Regions from separate parts of the Homo sapiens genome. Here all the other regions are linked to region 1. The links are chromatin loops, found by intact Hi-C in ENCODE. Cell type or tissue: dorsolateral prefrontal cortex. All regions are shown on one strand. Region 1 overlaps NTNG2 (netrin G2). Region 2 overlaps MED27 (mediator complex subunit 27). Region 3 overlaps NTNG2 (netrin G2).

Evidence for each region. Peaks named below come from ENCODE experiments on the same cell type or tissue, not always from the same donor. Only the 100,000 strongest peaks of a DNase experiment are listed, where the experiment ranks them.
Region 2: a loop joins it to region 1, with 2.1 times the contacts of the local background. A loop is called at or near these places in 3 of 110 quality-filtered maps.
Region 3: a loop joins it to region 1, with 5 times the contacts of the local background. A loop is called at or near these places in 86 of 110 quality-filtered maps.

What each region holds. Positions count from the first base shown.
Region 1 is chr9:132,234,420-132,239,419 of GRCh38, forward strand. It overlaps NTNG2 (netrin G2), which reads left to right. Exons shown (of 8, transcript NM_032536.4): 6 at 4,685-4,852. Among named protein-coding and RNA genes, the nearest start is that of NTNG2, 75 kb to the left of the region's middle. In dorsolateral prefrontal cortex, CTCF peaks have their summits at 2,162 (motif pointing left) and 2,369; a DNase peak (open chromatin) is centred at 2,142; H3K27ac peaks cover 151 bases.
Region 2 is chr9:132,016,677-132,021,676 of GRCh38, forward strand. The region is part of intron 2 of MED27 (mediator complex subunit 27); the gene reads right to left. Among named protein-coding and RNA genes, the nearest start is that of MED27, 61 kb to the right of the region's middle. In dorsolateral prefrontal cortex, CTCF peaks have their summits at 2,345 and 2,544; a DNase peak (open chromatin) is centred at 2,415; H3K27ac peaks cover 408 bases.
Region 3 is chr9:132,166,919-132,171,918 of GRCh38, forward strand. NTNG2 (netrin G2) reads left to right here. Exons shown (of 8, transcript NM_032536.4): 2 at 1-126. Among named protein-coding and RNA genes, the nearest start is that of NTNG2, 7.4 kb to the left of the region's middle. RefSeq lists enhancers at 2,614-3,371, 3,372-4,129. In dorsolateral prefrontal cortex, CTCF peaks have their summits at 301 and 3,059 (motif pointing right); DNase peaks (open chromatin) are centred at 1,643 and 3,053; H3K4me3 peaks cover 915 bases; H3K27ac peaks cover 1,232 bases.

The DNA of each region.
Region 1 (5,000 bases):
CCATGGCGAGAACTTGCTTCCCACACACCTGAGTGTGTCCCTGGGCAGCCAAGCCAGGACTCTCTCCCTCCCCAAGACCCTGGTCCCTGAAAGATCCTGAATACCCCCGAGTGCCTCCCAACAGGTGCTTCGGGCTCTTTGAACAGAGTCCAGCTGGGCCTCTGAACTCCTGGGCCAGATGTTTCTCCCGCCTGCCAATGTCAAGCTGTCTGGAGGACAGCGCTGCGGGCGGAAAACGCCGCTGGAGACACTAATCCTTTCCTGGGCTGGGCCACGGAGGATGGAGGGAGACAGGCTCTGAAGCAAATGCCTTCAGGGCTGGCTTTCTCATGGCTCTAATTAAGCCCTTGCCAATTTGGGCCTGGCGGCCTCATCTTCCCACTGAACATCATATTAAAGTCAATTCATGTCCAAAGCTCCCCGCTCCCAGCTGGAAAGTCTTCCGCACTTGTTAGCTGGTAGCTTTTCCTTTTCTTTCCCCACAGCCACCGTTGTGTATAATCCCTTCAAGAAGCGGAAAACAGCAGCGCTCCCCTGTCCCTCTGGGTTTGTCCTTTGAAATTTGGGCACAGGGCAGTTCTTTGCCAGCCCTGCCTGCCTGCCTTGCTGGCTGTGTGTCCCGTTAGTCTACGGGCTGAGCGTTGTGTCACTGGTTCATGCTGGGGTCCCTGGTGAAAATGGGCCAGGCCAGGGGTCAGGAAGGTAGAAGGGCAGTGATCAGGGAAGCAGGTCAGATGCTGGGGAAGGCTCCGGTCCCTGGATTGCGGCTGGACAGGAAGGACACCTTCCAGGACACTTCTGGACACATGTAAGATCTTGGCCGGAACACATGTCCCACTTCGCAGCCATTAGCCAGAGACATCAGCTCAGAGAGGTCTGGGCCCAGAGGCGGGACCTGGTCTAGCTCTGTCCTTCAGTCAGAACGGGGACGGCACAGGGAGTGTAGAAGGGTCTCGCTGAAGAATATGCAGATTCTCAGGCATGGGTTCACCTCTCATCTATCGGGCTTTAAGTCTGCATGTGCCCTCCACAGGCTGAAATAGTGTAGATGCTGCCTATGTAGTAGATTTGGACCCAATTCCTTTGGCCAGTGTAGACAGAGCCTCTCCTTATAGTGCTGCTGCTTCTAAGGGGCCTGTGGGGTGCGGGGCTGTGATGCCTCAGTATGTACCCAGCTTCCCTCAGCACCACCCCCTCGCATAACTTGGTTTCTTCTCTTCTTCCCCCCAAGAGTGGACCAGGCCATCTACGGCTGCCCCTCTCTCGAGCAGGTGGTCCCAGGTGGCCTCCCGTGCAGAAGGTATGGGGGGGCAAGGCCTGTGATGGGCCTGAGACCCCGGGGAAGCGCCCTCTTAGACTCGTAGGCCCCTCCCTCTGTAGTGGAAGTAGCAGGTGTGCATGGTGGGGACCTGAGGTTGGAGGGGGGCCGCAGGAACCAACTGAGGGCACGGGTGTAGAATGTCGGTGCCTGGGGAGCTCTAGGGCACAGTGGTGAGGGAGCGGCCTGGTAGAGCAGGTCTACCAGCTCTGCCCCCAAGCTCACCTGCTTCAAGAGGTTCCATGTGGCACCCCCACGCCAAGCCCTTCCACCAGCACTCCCTCCGAGGGCTTCGGAGTCTGGTAGAGGCCCCGCCTCCCACGACAGGAACCCCCCTCTCCAGCTGCCCTTGCTCACAGGACACCTGGGCAGTTGCTGGATCAGAGAGTCAGAGGGGGCTTCCTGCAGGAGCGGGGGCCATGAGACCTCGGAGGGTGGACTGTGGTGGGTGAAGGGAGAAGGCAGCACATTCCAGGCCGCAGGGCCAGCCGGGGCAAAGGCTTGGCAGTGGGATGGCAGGGAGCCTGACAAAGTGGAAAATGTGTGGGTTAAAGGAGGGAGGGCGGGGTCCTGGAAGACACTGACATCCTCCTGCTACGTGGGAGGAGACACAGGGCTCATCTGTAGCCATAGACAGACATGCCAAGGAAACGCGCAGGCCTGCCCGACTCTCCAGAAGGGAAATTGTCCCTGGCCCCAGCTCACCAAGCCTGGGTGGGGAATTAGGGCCTGAGGTCTAGGGAACAGGTGAGCTGTTCCTTCCAGCTCACATGTTCAAATTTCCTCCAGCCCCAGCTCTGAGCAGCGAGCAGGGCTTTGAGCGCCCTCTACTGGCAGGAAGCTCTGGCGCTGGAAGCATGTTTAGAGAGGGTCTGAGGCTCGGTTCCTAGAAACCTGGAGGACCTGGGCCTGGTGTCCTCTGTGGTGATGGAGACAGAGCTGGCGGGAGCCATCGCTTCCCTACCCTGGGCCAACCAGGGCACCACAGACCCCCAGAGGGAAGCCAAGGTAGTGACGATCCCGGGACAGTGGCCTGCTCACCCACAGATAGGGCGTTGGGGTCCCAGCGGGATTCTGGGCAGTGGAAGGCAGGTGCCGTCCGTGTTCCTGGCTTGACAGCACTTGCGAGTGGGACTCCAGGGACAGCGAAGGATTCACTTCGGCTGGAGCAGGAAGAGTGTTTCAGAAAGGAAGGGAGATGCCAAAGTCCTTAAATGCCAAGTTTAGTCTCTGGGTTTGATGCTCCAGGAAGTTTGGAGAGGCGGTGGGGAGAGCAAGAGACGGGCGTGGTGTGCAATGTGATGTCAATCTATCTAAAAACAGTTTGGCTTCCAAGAAGGTCTTAGCAGGGCGCGGGGGTGTCAGGGGTTACAGAAGTCATTTGGAGGATTAATCCAGCCAGATGTGTCCATGGTCTCAGAGAGGGGACCAAGGGCAGGGCTGATTTGCAAGCTTGGGATGTGCTGTGTTTCCTTCAGGAAGGGGCCCCACCTCCCTGGGCTCTTCGAGGAGAGGGGCTGTGTGATTTGAGGCCAGAGGGGCCTCTCCCTCCCTCACATCTGAGCAGGCGACAAGGCTGCCTGCCCTAGAGCTGGCCCAGGGCGGCTCGGAAGCCTTTGCTGGGCTCTTCCCTGGGCAGTGGGACCATGACAGACGAAAGAACCTGTTTCTCATCTCTCCAAGCTGTGGGCACCCCTGCCGCTGCCCCTGCCCCTGCCAAGGGCTACAAACTTTTCCAGCTCAAGCCCAAATCTCCTCAAGTGATGCCTATTGAAGAATTCCAAGGTAAGAGGATGGACCTGGGGCCCCATCAGCCCTCCCTGACACCTGTTCCCCATCCGCCGCTGGAAAAAGACGGTGCAGGATAGAGGACCGATGCCTGGCTCCGAAAACCCTCCTGGAGTAGCTGGGTCAAGGTTAAACTGAGTCTCTCTTCCCTACAGGCCTCCCTCCCCAAGGGAGCTGGGAGCAGGTATGAGTCAGAAGCCAACTTGGGCACAGTGGGCAGGCCACACAGCAGGCAGAGCAGATGCCAGAAATAGCCCATCCCGGCTCCCCTGGGAGGTGTGGCCCTGGGGCTCGTGTTGGTTGAAGCAGAATCTGGGACACACGGGTCACCGATGCTGCTCTTTGGGACACTTAGAGGATGCCTCATCTCCTCATTATCTCTGGAGGGACAAAGTGAAGGGGGCAGGACTAGGTGGCCCACAGGTGGGAGTGCCCACCATCTCTCCTGGGCACAGGCTGTTTCTCTAGTCTCCCATGCCCTTGACCACTGGGTCAGTCCCTCATCCCATCACAAAAGGGAAGCTGGGTCCTCTAGAGATACACAGATGGTGTTTCAAGAGGGTGGCCGTTGTCCTTCCTTGTTCGGGGGCAGCCACATTGGCTTTCTTGCTGGAGGGTGGGTGGGTGGGTGAGTACTGTGTCCCTTCGTAGGAACATCAAGGGATGCCCCCCCATTCTTAGGGATGGTGACCTTCCTCACCAAATCCTCCATTGACAATGTGGGATTCACCTCCAATCCCTGAGAGCCTTGCCCCAGGCAGTCACGGGCTTGTCTGGTCCTTGGAGCGGAGCTGGTTAGGCAGGGGTCAGCCTGAGAACCACGTAGGGGTGGGGTGCAGGAGGCGGCAGGACATGGTGGTGGTGGTCCTTGGTATGAAACCATGTGCTTCCAGGAGCAGCGAGTCAGAAGCCGGGCCAGGACCAGGGGGAGGCATGCAGGTTCCCAGGGCTCCTGCTTTAAAGTGGCACTCACTCTTAGCATCCTGCAAAACAATCAAACTTGCAGAAAGCTCAGGCTAATAAGAAAGGGTCTGGCAGGTGGGCGTTTTCCTCCCAGCCATCTTCCAAAGCAGCATGGGCAGGAGCTCCTGGCCCATTGCATCTTGTCCAGCGTCCATCCATGCATTCATCTACCCGAGGATACCACGGCGAGCGCCGTGAACCCAGGCGTCGCCCTCCCCCAGTGCACAGCCAGGTGGCATGACCCTGCCCTCCTTGCATGAATCACTTTCTAATCACCCCGGCATGTGGGCATCCTTCAGCGAGCGCTTGGCCCTGGTGCCCAGCCAGGCATTAGCAGGAGCTGCCCACTGGCCCTCCCTGGTTCCCTGCCCACAGGGCCAGGTGGGAATCCCTGGGCTCAGCCTACTCAGGTTCTCCTCTGGGCTCAAAGCAGGGAGGCCTCTCTCTTCCTGAATCCGATGGAAGGGTGGGAGGCCTAGGGCACCTTCCGGTACCTTTTCCAAAGATGCCTTCCTCCGTCCCTGCATGACCTGGGGTGAGTCCTTCCTCGCCCTGTCCCTCAGTTTCCCTGAATGCTCGCTGACCATTGGTATTTCTCCCACTTGGCCGGCCCAGACTGCGAATGCTACGGTCACTCCAACCGCTGCAGCTACATTGACTTCCTGAATGTGGTGACCTGCGTCAGCTGCAAGCACAACACGCGAGGTCAGCACTGCCAGCACTGCCGGCTGGGCTACTACCGCAACGGCTCGGCAGAGCTGGATGATGAGAACGTCTGCATTGGTGAGAGGGCACGGACACGGCACAGGGAACTTGCTGGAATGCGTGCAGGGTGCACTGCCCTGCGAGGTGGCCTCTGGGGCCCCCTGCATCAGAATCACCTGGGGAGACTGTGGGAATTCTAACTCCAGGGCCCTCTCCAGTTGAGCAT
Region 2 (5,000 bases), 220 kb before region 1:
GCTCAAGGAATCGACTCTCCTTTTGGCTTTCCTCCTTTGTATTTACTAGGGTCCATGCAAGCTCAGCCATTCCAGCCCTGCTGACTCTTTGAGTGGAGGAGGCCTGCTAACTATGCAGAGTGGCAGGGTGATTTTGCCCACCCGGCATCATTTTGATCATTTGCTCAAACAAACAAACAAACAAAAACCCAAAACAGCAGAAATGTACGCTAACTGCTATCTGTCTTTTAAAGGGTTCCTCTGAAACCTCAACCATCTTGGATGCTCTCAGTGTACAGTGCACCTCTAACAGCACACATAGGTGGAAGGACTCTTCTTCCCCCAAAACAAAATCTGCCCTTGAGAGCTGACTCATAAGGATTAAGCAGCACTTGTTAATCATATATATGTATCCCAGTTTCCAGGAACACGGCTCTGACTGTCAAGATCTATAAGGGGCCCATTAAATATTTACTGAACCACCTTTATAATGGGAGAAAAGGTCAAAGTTAATAAAACTGACAGGCAGCTCCTGTCCAACTGGATTATACATTATTTAAGCACCAAAACTCCATTCCATGCAACACAGTTTAGATCTGAAGAGGCTCCTGGAAAATGTTCACTCAGCCAATGGTTCTAAAACAGCAGAAGGGAGTTCAGAGTGAATCTACAAATTAACATTAGAAACATATAACTCCCCAAAATACCGCCATAAGTTCTCAATTACAGGTTCTGTAATATTTTCTATAAAAATATATTTCAATAAACATACTTCTCTCCAAATGTCTGCAGCATGGAAACAAGTCTATTTCAAAAAGCAACTTATCAAAGTTCTATTGTGATTTTTCTATCAAAGATCCTCCACTAACCGGGAGGAATAAAAATGAAAGAAGGAGAGAAATGATCTATTCTTTTAACTTTCATATCTTACAAGTGCGGGGAATGGGAGTGTTTATGTGCTGAGTTGGAGGGGAAGGTTCGTGATTTACTGTTAAGTTACTGCTCCACAGGAACAGCCATTTCCGTGTTGCAGTGTTCTCTGGATTTTTTAGAGTATTTCTCTCAGTTACAATTTCACTATCCATTAATTTCCACTTTCTATTTTCTATGAATGACCTAGGATTTTTCTATCAGTTCTCAACCTAAAGCCCTTTCTAACCAATTATATCTACTAATTACCTCTATACCTGAGAAAATTTTAACAATTAATAATGGTCTGAGGAAAGACCAATTAAAATTAGGAAAACTTTGATCTACTGAATCGTTTTTAAAATAATGCTGTTTTAGTCTTATTGAACACGTAAGAGGCTCCAAGTTGTCAGGCAGGGTCCTGACGAAATGTAAGTGGGAGAGGAAGCGCCTCTGTAACCAGCAGCCTCTTTGGAAATGTGCTCCTGGGCTTTGCTGCTACCAAACTGGGTGACCTTACACATCTCCTGTCCCTCTCTAGAAAATATGCATGACATTTTCTCTGAGGACCCCCAAACTCTAAAATTCAATTCCTTTGTATTTCTAAAGGTAGAAAGGTATTTGATGTGAAGGAATGTCCCTACAACATTAATACAAGAGACTTAACAAATCTTTTTCTGTTGGATAGCCAAGGTCTTTACAGAATCCTCTTTTAAAGAGTCCAAACTACTGGGAGTCCAAATTCAATTAGCTTTAATACGCTTCAAATTACAAATAACAACAAATACTGGAAGCAAATGATATAAAAGGAAATGATAAAAACAGGATTCAAATGCAAAGTTTCTGACTTAAATCTTGAGTTCAAGAAATCAGATGAGCAATCACCCCTCTCCCGTTCATTCTCCACTTGCATGATGTCTTCTGCATTGTTCTGAATGCTTCTACCCGCCCCAAAATATTCATAGGTTAATGTTTTGCACTGGACCAAAGTTTGAAAAGAGAACAGAAGGAAATTCATCACACCGATCATGTTCAATATACTAATGAAGCCAGTGGCATTCAATTAGGCCTAGTACTTAAAAGCTGAAGTGTATGCTGGAGCCTCCCTGGGGTCCCTGCTACAGCATCCCATCATATGCAGCACTGCTCTACCCTTGCCATCTGGCCCGAATCCCACTTTAAGAGAACCTGACATTTGAAAACCTCAAAACTTATAAGCCAGATCAATCAAGATTTGATTCTTCTCACTATGAAAATCACTATTCCTTTCTCAAGATTCACCAAAGGCTTCTTTAAGGGTAAAGGGGAAAAAAGAGCTCTCCTGGACGTAAGTTATGATTCACTTTATTTTTTTTTTAAATCACTTTGCATATAATTACATATAAAGGCAAAGAATGGCATAGAATTAAGTTATAATAAATTCTGTCTGGCTTAGACCAGAGGACCCACAGGAGGGCAGAAGAGATCAAGGGGGTAGGGAGCCCCACCATCTCCTCTGCCAGTCACTCTAGGCCAATTTCCTTCTCCAAGCACAAAGCTCCGGTCTGTACTGGGAAAAACGCCCAGAAAAGACAGCCTTGTGTTATTCCTGGGTCTGGGAGTGAAGCTGCCACCCAGGGAGTCTTATCTCTAGGGCACAGACCTTGTTATTGATGACTCTATTCTGTACAATGTCCAGGATAGTGCATTGAATACAGGTGATGCTAATGAATTTGTCAGCTAACAAGTAGACTGGCAGATTCATGGGAATGCTGGCTTGGCTTGGCACTGCAACCAATCTAGAACAGACTGCCTCCATCTGACAGTCCTCTTATGGCTGGCCTCTTACGAAAGCAAACACACTGCTTTCTAGGTGCTCACTGTCAAGATAGAACCACAGAAGAAACCTTTTTTCCTCTTATTCCAGTTGCCCAGAAAGTGGGTATGTTCACAGGCTTGAGCTTGGACCAAGCTCAAAAGAAAAGGGGTCCATAGGGACTGCCCCTAGATGACTTCAAATCACAGAATTTAACAATAGAGAAAGGCCAAAGTAGATGCCAATCTTCCCCCCTACCCACAACCCCATTTCACATGAGAGGAGATGCCAGCCTTAAAGAGGTCACTGACCTCAGGTCACACCATTCGCAGGAGGACGGTGGGCCATACAGGGTTTGCCTTAATAGCTCTGTCCCGCGGGGATAGGTATGCTGCATCTTTCTAACTGGAGGTACTGATGTTTATCTTCCCTTCGGCAACAGAACACAGCGATCCCCCCTGGATGAGAGCTGGCCCATGCCAAGCAGGCAGCCACGTTCCCATCACCAGCCTCTCCTGGCTCCTGCTTGTCATGATAGAACTCTTCACTCTGCCCTCCTGCAGGCGCTGAGACGTTGCATGCTTTTCCCTCCCACTGACTCCAGTCATGTGTTAGGTGGTGAGTTTGAAGAAGTTTTAAACTCTGTTGTCTTCAAGTTTTAATATTCACAGTTAAATACTTTAGAGAAAAGAAATCAAGAAACCATAGTTTCATCAGAAAATCTAAATTCCAGATGCACAGTGGCATGTTGAACCTTCCTAGCAGTTTTGATATGGCTGTGTCACAGAGCAGTTGTGCTTCTGTCTAACGGGTTTCTAGGAGATTCCACATGTATACTCTGTTTCTACTGAAGAATTCTCTTTGCAAATGTATGTTATATATAATGATAGCAAGCAAGGACACCAGTGCCACTTCCCCTGTAGATCACTGACCAAAACAGCCAGAGGTGGCTGGCGTAAGTGCACTGAAAATCCTTCCAATGTATAACAGAACACACCAAAGCCCACAGCCACAACCTAAGGACCCATGACACCTGGAACAATCCACACTGTGTACACCTGAATCAAGTCACACCCCATACAGCTGGGATGTGTGTTGCGACACTGCAAGGTAGGGTGCTAATCTGAGAGTCTCACATAGTCATGTTTCCCCAGACCATTAAGCTTTCAACTAGAACTAAGATTTCTGCAACATCAGGAAACTTTGTCACCACTGTGAGTTGCAAGGACCTTTGCCCCTCATTACTGAAATATGTTTTGTTTCCAGCTAATGAGAAAGAATCATGTATTACAATAGAGTTCTGGTTCTTCTTTTGAACATAACTCCAAGCAAAAAACAGGCAAGCTTGTCTGGTATTATCTGTGCCAAGGAAAACAGCTACAGAAAAATACCATAAATCTAATTGTTTTGCTTGGGTTTTAATCTAAATATCAGATGATGATATTAGCTTCTTTCCTCCTTTTATCTCCTAATGCTTCTTTCAAATAGCCAATAGTTTAGAAAAAAACACCTTAGACTTGAGCTTTTATGGGTAAATAATCTTTTTACTTGGTCAAAACAGCATCAATAAACCATAAGAAGGAAGCCTCCAATTTACTTGCCTATTTGTTCTCTCCTGGAAGCTCGGTTTCACAGCTCCTTCAATTACTAGGAAAGCAGGACAGCAAATCAGGGCTGCGCTTCCTGCTCCACTGTGGCATTATTTATATGCTAAATGCCATTTGAGTTTCTTTCTTCCCTACATATTAGTGCTCAAATGTCCAAACTTCAAAAGCTATCCAAGAAGTAAACAGAGACGATGGATAGCAGCCCTTTTCTTTCTTAAATATCTGTAATGGTTAGGGTTGTTTAGATTGTTCTACTGCAACTCCCCAGAATTTGCACCTTTATTAATAGGACTTTCTCCACAACTGCTCCTGTTTACACTACAGCTGTATGCATGTTATCATCCTTCAAAGGTGCCAGTCCAATAGAAGGAGAATGACTCACATATCTGAATGAATTCACTAACAAAGCAAACTAAAATGTGGCTAACAATGGAAGAAACAACCATCATAGGGATTATTATTTGTAAAGGGAAAGAGAAAGACAACAGAAGAAAGGGAAAAAAAGGGAAGATGAGCAGCTAAGAAAAGACAGACGAGGGTATATAAAAATTGGTGTTTTCCTGTCTCCCAGGAGCCCCCTCTCACTTCACACCAGGTGCTCACCCCATCTGCCTTGCATGGTCTGAGAGAGCAATGGACAGGGTCATAAAGAAAGATCATGTTGGAGAGTCACCTGGTGTCAGGGGTTGAACGTTTTTGTCTCCCCAAAA
Region 3 (5,000 bases), 68 kb before region 1:
GAGGGCCCCACCTGGGAGTTCTACGCCTGCCAGCCCAAGGTGATGCGCCTGAAGGACTACGTCAAGGTGAAGGTGGAGCCCTCAGGCATCACATGTGGAGACCCCCCTGAGAGGTTCTGCTCCCATGTAAGTCCACTTACTGCTCTTTTGTTTGCCCAGGCCAAGTGGGAGGAGGTCTGGAGGAGATCCTTGGGGTGGACGAGCAGAGCTGGAGGACTGAGATGCAAGGCTGACTTTCCTGCCTCTTGACCAGGTCTGGACCAGACCTGGACCAGGTCTTTGTCCCACCTTGGAAATGTGTCAAAACAGAGGACACCCTGAGGACACTGGGGTCATGTGACATTGTTCTCTGGGGTAGGGGCATTCTCGGCCAGCTGGCCACTAGTTCAGTTCCCTCGGGAAGCCTATAGTATTCAGCTCCGCAGCCTTCAGGCTAAGCCCCACCTCCTGTGTAGGAAGTCAGCATTCTGGGCGAGTGAGCAAGATGCTACCTGCAACATGATACTGTAAGCTCCCTCTGTTCATCCTTTCTGTGGTGCAACCTCTTAGCCCACTCAATCCAATCCAGCAGACGGTACCATGAAGCTAGAGCATGCCAAGCACTGAGCTGGCCCTTTGCATGGGGAGGTTTGACGGAGGCTCAGAGGGGATTCACGCAGGATGAAGTTGGGGGTTAAGCTGGGACAGACAGTGCAGCTTGGGTCCCCTTCCACTTCCATTCCTACATGCAATGATGGCAGCCCCTGGGTAAGTCGGGGGAAGGCAGACATTCAGGCGTTGTCCCTTGCCTCCCTAGCTAGAGAAGGAGGGGTCCTAGGGGCACGGAGTACTTCAGTACTCAAGTAATGTTAACAGCAACAACAACAGCAGAGATGGTTGCGTGCGAGCTGTCTGAGTGTGTGGGCCGAGCCTGATGCCATTGCGAGGAGTCCTCCCCTCAGCTAGCCAGGTGGATTCTGTGTTGTATAAAGCAGGAGCGTCAGGGGAGGGCTCTGGCCCAGTGACGTCTGTGGGCTTCTGTTCTGTCATCTGCAAAATGGGCACACTAAGAGCACACACTCCTAGGGTCATTGTGAGGAGTTTGTGGTTTAATTAACGTAGGTAAAGTGTTCGGAATAGGACCTGGCACAGAGTAAGTGCACGCAGATGTTAGCCGTTGTCATTCTGGTCATACAGGTGGGGTAACTGAGGCAGCCCAGGGGTGACGGGTAAAGGCATCTGGCCAAGGTCACACTCCAGGAGGTGGCGAAGCTGTGATTCCAGCTTAGAGTGGCTCCAATGTCTCTGAGCTAAGCTGCTTCCCACTGGGCAGTGCTCCGGAGGCCGTCCCTGGCAGGGCAGGGCAGAGCTGGGTAGGGCAGCCAGGCTGCAGAAGCTCACAGGAGGGGCTTGATGCCATCCCCCAGGCAGCTGGTACCTCTGCGTGTCCTTGGAGGAGCCTCCAGGTCTCTGGGTTTGTGGTGGGGCTGACCCGGTGCCCCCACCTCAGAGTCCTGAGGACTTGATCTCATGGGCCGGCTCTGCTCACATCACAGGGCAGTCAGCCTGAGAAGGTAGCTTCTTACTCAGGCTTGTCAGTGGTGATGAGGCTGTCACTGTGGGTGGTGGCTGGGCCAGGGCCAGCTGGGGAGAGAGAGAGGGAGGGAGAGAGGGAAGGAGAAGGCGGCACGAAGCCAGGAGCTGGGGCTGGATAGTCTGTGGCCATAACTGCCCCGGGGACCGCAGGGCCAAGCAAGGGGGCTGGGCTCTGGAAGCCAGGAGGAAGGCCAGGATAGGGGCTGGTACTCAGTCCACATCTCAAAGCCGGTGGGAGGGTTCTCCACACGCTCTCGGGCACGGTCAACCTCTGTCTCTCGTATTAGAGTCTCGACTGTATTTTCTCTCTTAAATATTAATCACTGCCTTAACGTGCTTGGGGGAGCAGCTAAATCATAATTCTAGGACCAGCTTTGGGTCGAGGGCTTGAGGTGGGGAGATGACCCTCAGAGTCAAGTCCGAGGCCCTCTCCTTGCCAAAGCTGTCTAGGGTGTCATTGGCCCTGGACCTCTGCCCTGCCCCCACCCTCAGACAGAGAACCCAGTGCAGTGGGCGGCTGTTCTGGGGAGGTGGTCACCCCTCCCAGTCCCAGTGCCGGCAGAGCCTCATCCCAGGCAGCCAGCCTCAAGCCCTGGGGTCTAGAAGAGTGCTCTCTCCCATCCCCATCCCCTGCTCCTCTCCTGGGCAGACAGGTGGGGAAGGCAGGGGAGAAAGAACAGTCCCTCCACAATCTCCCACATGGGCAAGTCCTCGGCGTCTCGCCACCTGTGTGATGGACTTAAATATTTCATCATGGGCTGCCATCCAGCTCTGCTTTGATTACAAATGTGTGTCCGATGAGGACGGGGAGGCCGCCGTGGCAGGTGGACGGCAGCCTTTTGCAGGGCTGGCTTTTGGAGGGCTGGCTTTGGAGGGCTGGCTTTTGGAGGGGTGGTTTTTGGAGGGGGTGGTTACTTCTAGATAGATCTGGGTTCAAACCCTGATGCCACAGTTTATTGTGGCTTCCCCTGGGAGGGTCCGGGCAGTAGGATGCTCTGAGGTAGGTCCTACTCTAATCTCATTTTTGGGAATAGAAAGTGTTGCCTAAATCCTGCCAACATCACTCCGTTGAGAAGGCAGGCTGGGAACTGCCTGTAGCCAAGGCCCATGCCCACCCACCAGGCGGCACAGCCTCCCCTCTCTCCACTTCTGACCTCTCTGAGTTTCACTGTCTTCCTCTGCCCAGTAGAAACCATAATGTAGGAGTGTCACGGTGCTGGCGGGACGGCACAGCCCGGCCGTGCTGCCGTGGTACGTGCGGACACATAGTAGGTACTCAGTGTGCAATACTAGTCACCAGCTTATCACTGTTGTGATTATGGCCTCGGTGATTTTCCTGGCTTTGCTTCTTCCCCGGGCTCCTTTGCCTCTCCCCAGCCTTGGGGACGCCACGCCTTGTATTGCTAGTCTCTGGCAGCATGTGGAAGATGCAGGCTGGGGGAGCTTCCTCGCCTGCAGCCCCAGCAGCTGTTGTTAACCAGCCACCAGGGGGCGCCCTAATGGCGGCCAGATGCCCACTGCCCCCTTAGCCTTGCCATCGCCCATGGGTCCTTGCTCCCCTTCGCCCCTTCAGTGGCAGGTGCTACGTGTGTCCCAACATCCAGCCCACGGGAGCGCAAGCCCGGCTGCACTCCGAGGGTACAGGAGGGACCCAGGGGCGGACGGCCTTTTCAGATGCGGGGTGCAGACCCTCTCTCTTTCCCAGGCTTCCTGTCCTTCAGCAAGGCCACCTGAGAACTGAATTGTAAATTCCAGCCTTGCAAGGAAGGGGAGGAGGCTGAAAGACAAGATAAATGAATAAATAAAAACCTATTGGCTCTAAATGCACAATGAGAATTAATAGGGATGAGCTCTCAACAGAGGATTCTTGGGCGAGGACAAAATTGCAATGAGGGCTGTGGGAGAAGAGAGGCGGCCCCCACCCACATTCCCAGGGCCTGCCCCTGAGGTCAGCCCAGCAAGGCTGCAGGCCGAGAAGGAGGCAGGAAGGGCGACGGGCAAAGGCATCTCAGCCCCTCACAGGGCAACTGCTGCTTGCAGGACCCTTGGAGATGGGGAGGGCGTGACTGGCATTGGGAGGTGCCCCTTAGCGCTCTGCAAGACACGTCTCCCGCCAGCCACCTGTGGTCCCCGTGAGAGGAAGGGGGAAACCCTTCCTTTGTGCCTTGGAGACAAAAACTAGCCACCCGAGACTCAGGGGTGAGCTGACGAGCAGGTGAGAGAGAGAGAGAGAACTACTGCCCAGGCAGCAGGGTGCCAAGGGAATCCTGCCACTCCCACTCAGAGCAATCGCCTCAGTGCAGCAGCGCTGACCTCACCTTGATAGAGGTGCAGAATCCCAGACCCTGCCCCACAACTGCCGAGCCAGACTCTGCCTTTTAACAGGAAGTCTCTGGAGCGCTGGGGTGGGGTTGGTCCAGGATGGTGGATGAAGCCTGCCGTTGACGAAGGGGCCAGAGGTCTGTGGGTCCCATGGGGTCTGTGCAGGTTAAGAGGAGAGGCATTGCTGAGGGGAGACAGGAGCCAACAGGAGAGCACTAGGGGGTCCTGGGAATGGAGGGATGGAGCTGGGAGCCGAGATTCCCAGATGCGGGCCTTGCTTGCCAAGGCGGGGGGTCTGTGCTTCTGAGCAGGAGCCAGTGGAAGGTTCCAGAGAGAGGCAGCACTACCTCCTGACAAGAGCTACAGGCCTAGAATCTGAAGCCCTGAGCTCACATCCCAGTGTTGTCACTTGGGGGCTGGGTGGTCTGAGGTGAGTCATTCAAATTCTCCAAGCCTCAGTTTCCCTATCTGTAAAAGGGGTATGATCTTCACTGCCTTGCCCACCTCACCGACTTCCTGGGAGAGGAAACGCCTCTCACAACATAACAGAAGGTGCTTGGCAGAGACTGTAAGTTCTTTTCTAGTGTGAGGCTTGAATATTATTGTTTATCCAATCTTGATAAGCTTGACATTTCTACATTGACATGGGTGAACATTCAAATTTCAGCCATGTTGGAGTCTCCAGCATACAGAGGCACCTTGGCTTTGGTGGACAGGAAAGCCAAGGGCAGGCTGTGAACGTGCATCTTTGAACACACATCTTACTCAGTTAGAACCTGCTTTAGCTTCTCTGTGCCTCAGTTTACCCAGCTGCAGAGCAAATGGTTCCATTCCTCCCCCAGGGGGTCTGCTGGGCTGTTGAATGCAGACAGCAGGCAGGTCCTGGAGTCCTTGAGCCACTCCTCACTGTGACATTGAACACCACATGCAGAATCAAGGTCACAGACACTCTGCCTCCTGCCAGACCTTGAGGATCATGAAATGTTTCCATCCAACAATGCAGAGCTGACCGGCCCGATGGCTCTGGCCTCCTTCCCCCTCTGTGTTTCTGGCCCCAGCCTCCCTCCTCTCGCCGTCACAACCCTCCAGTCGGCAGATGTTTC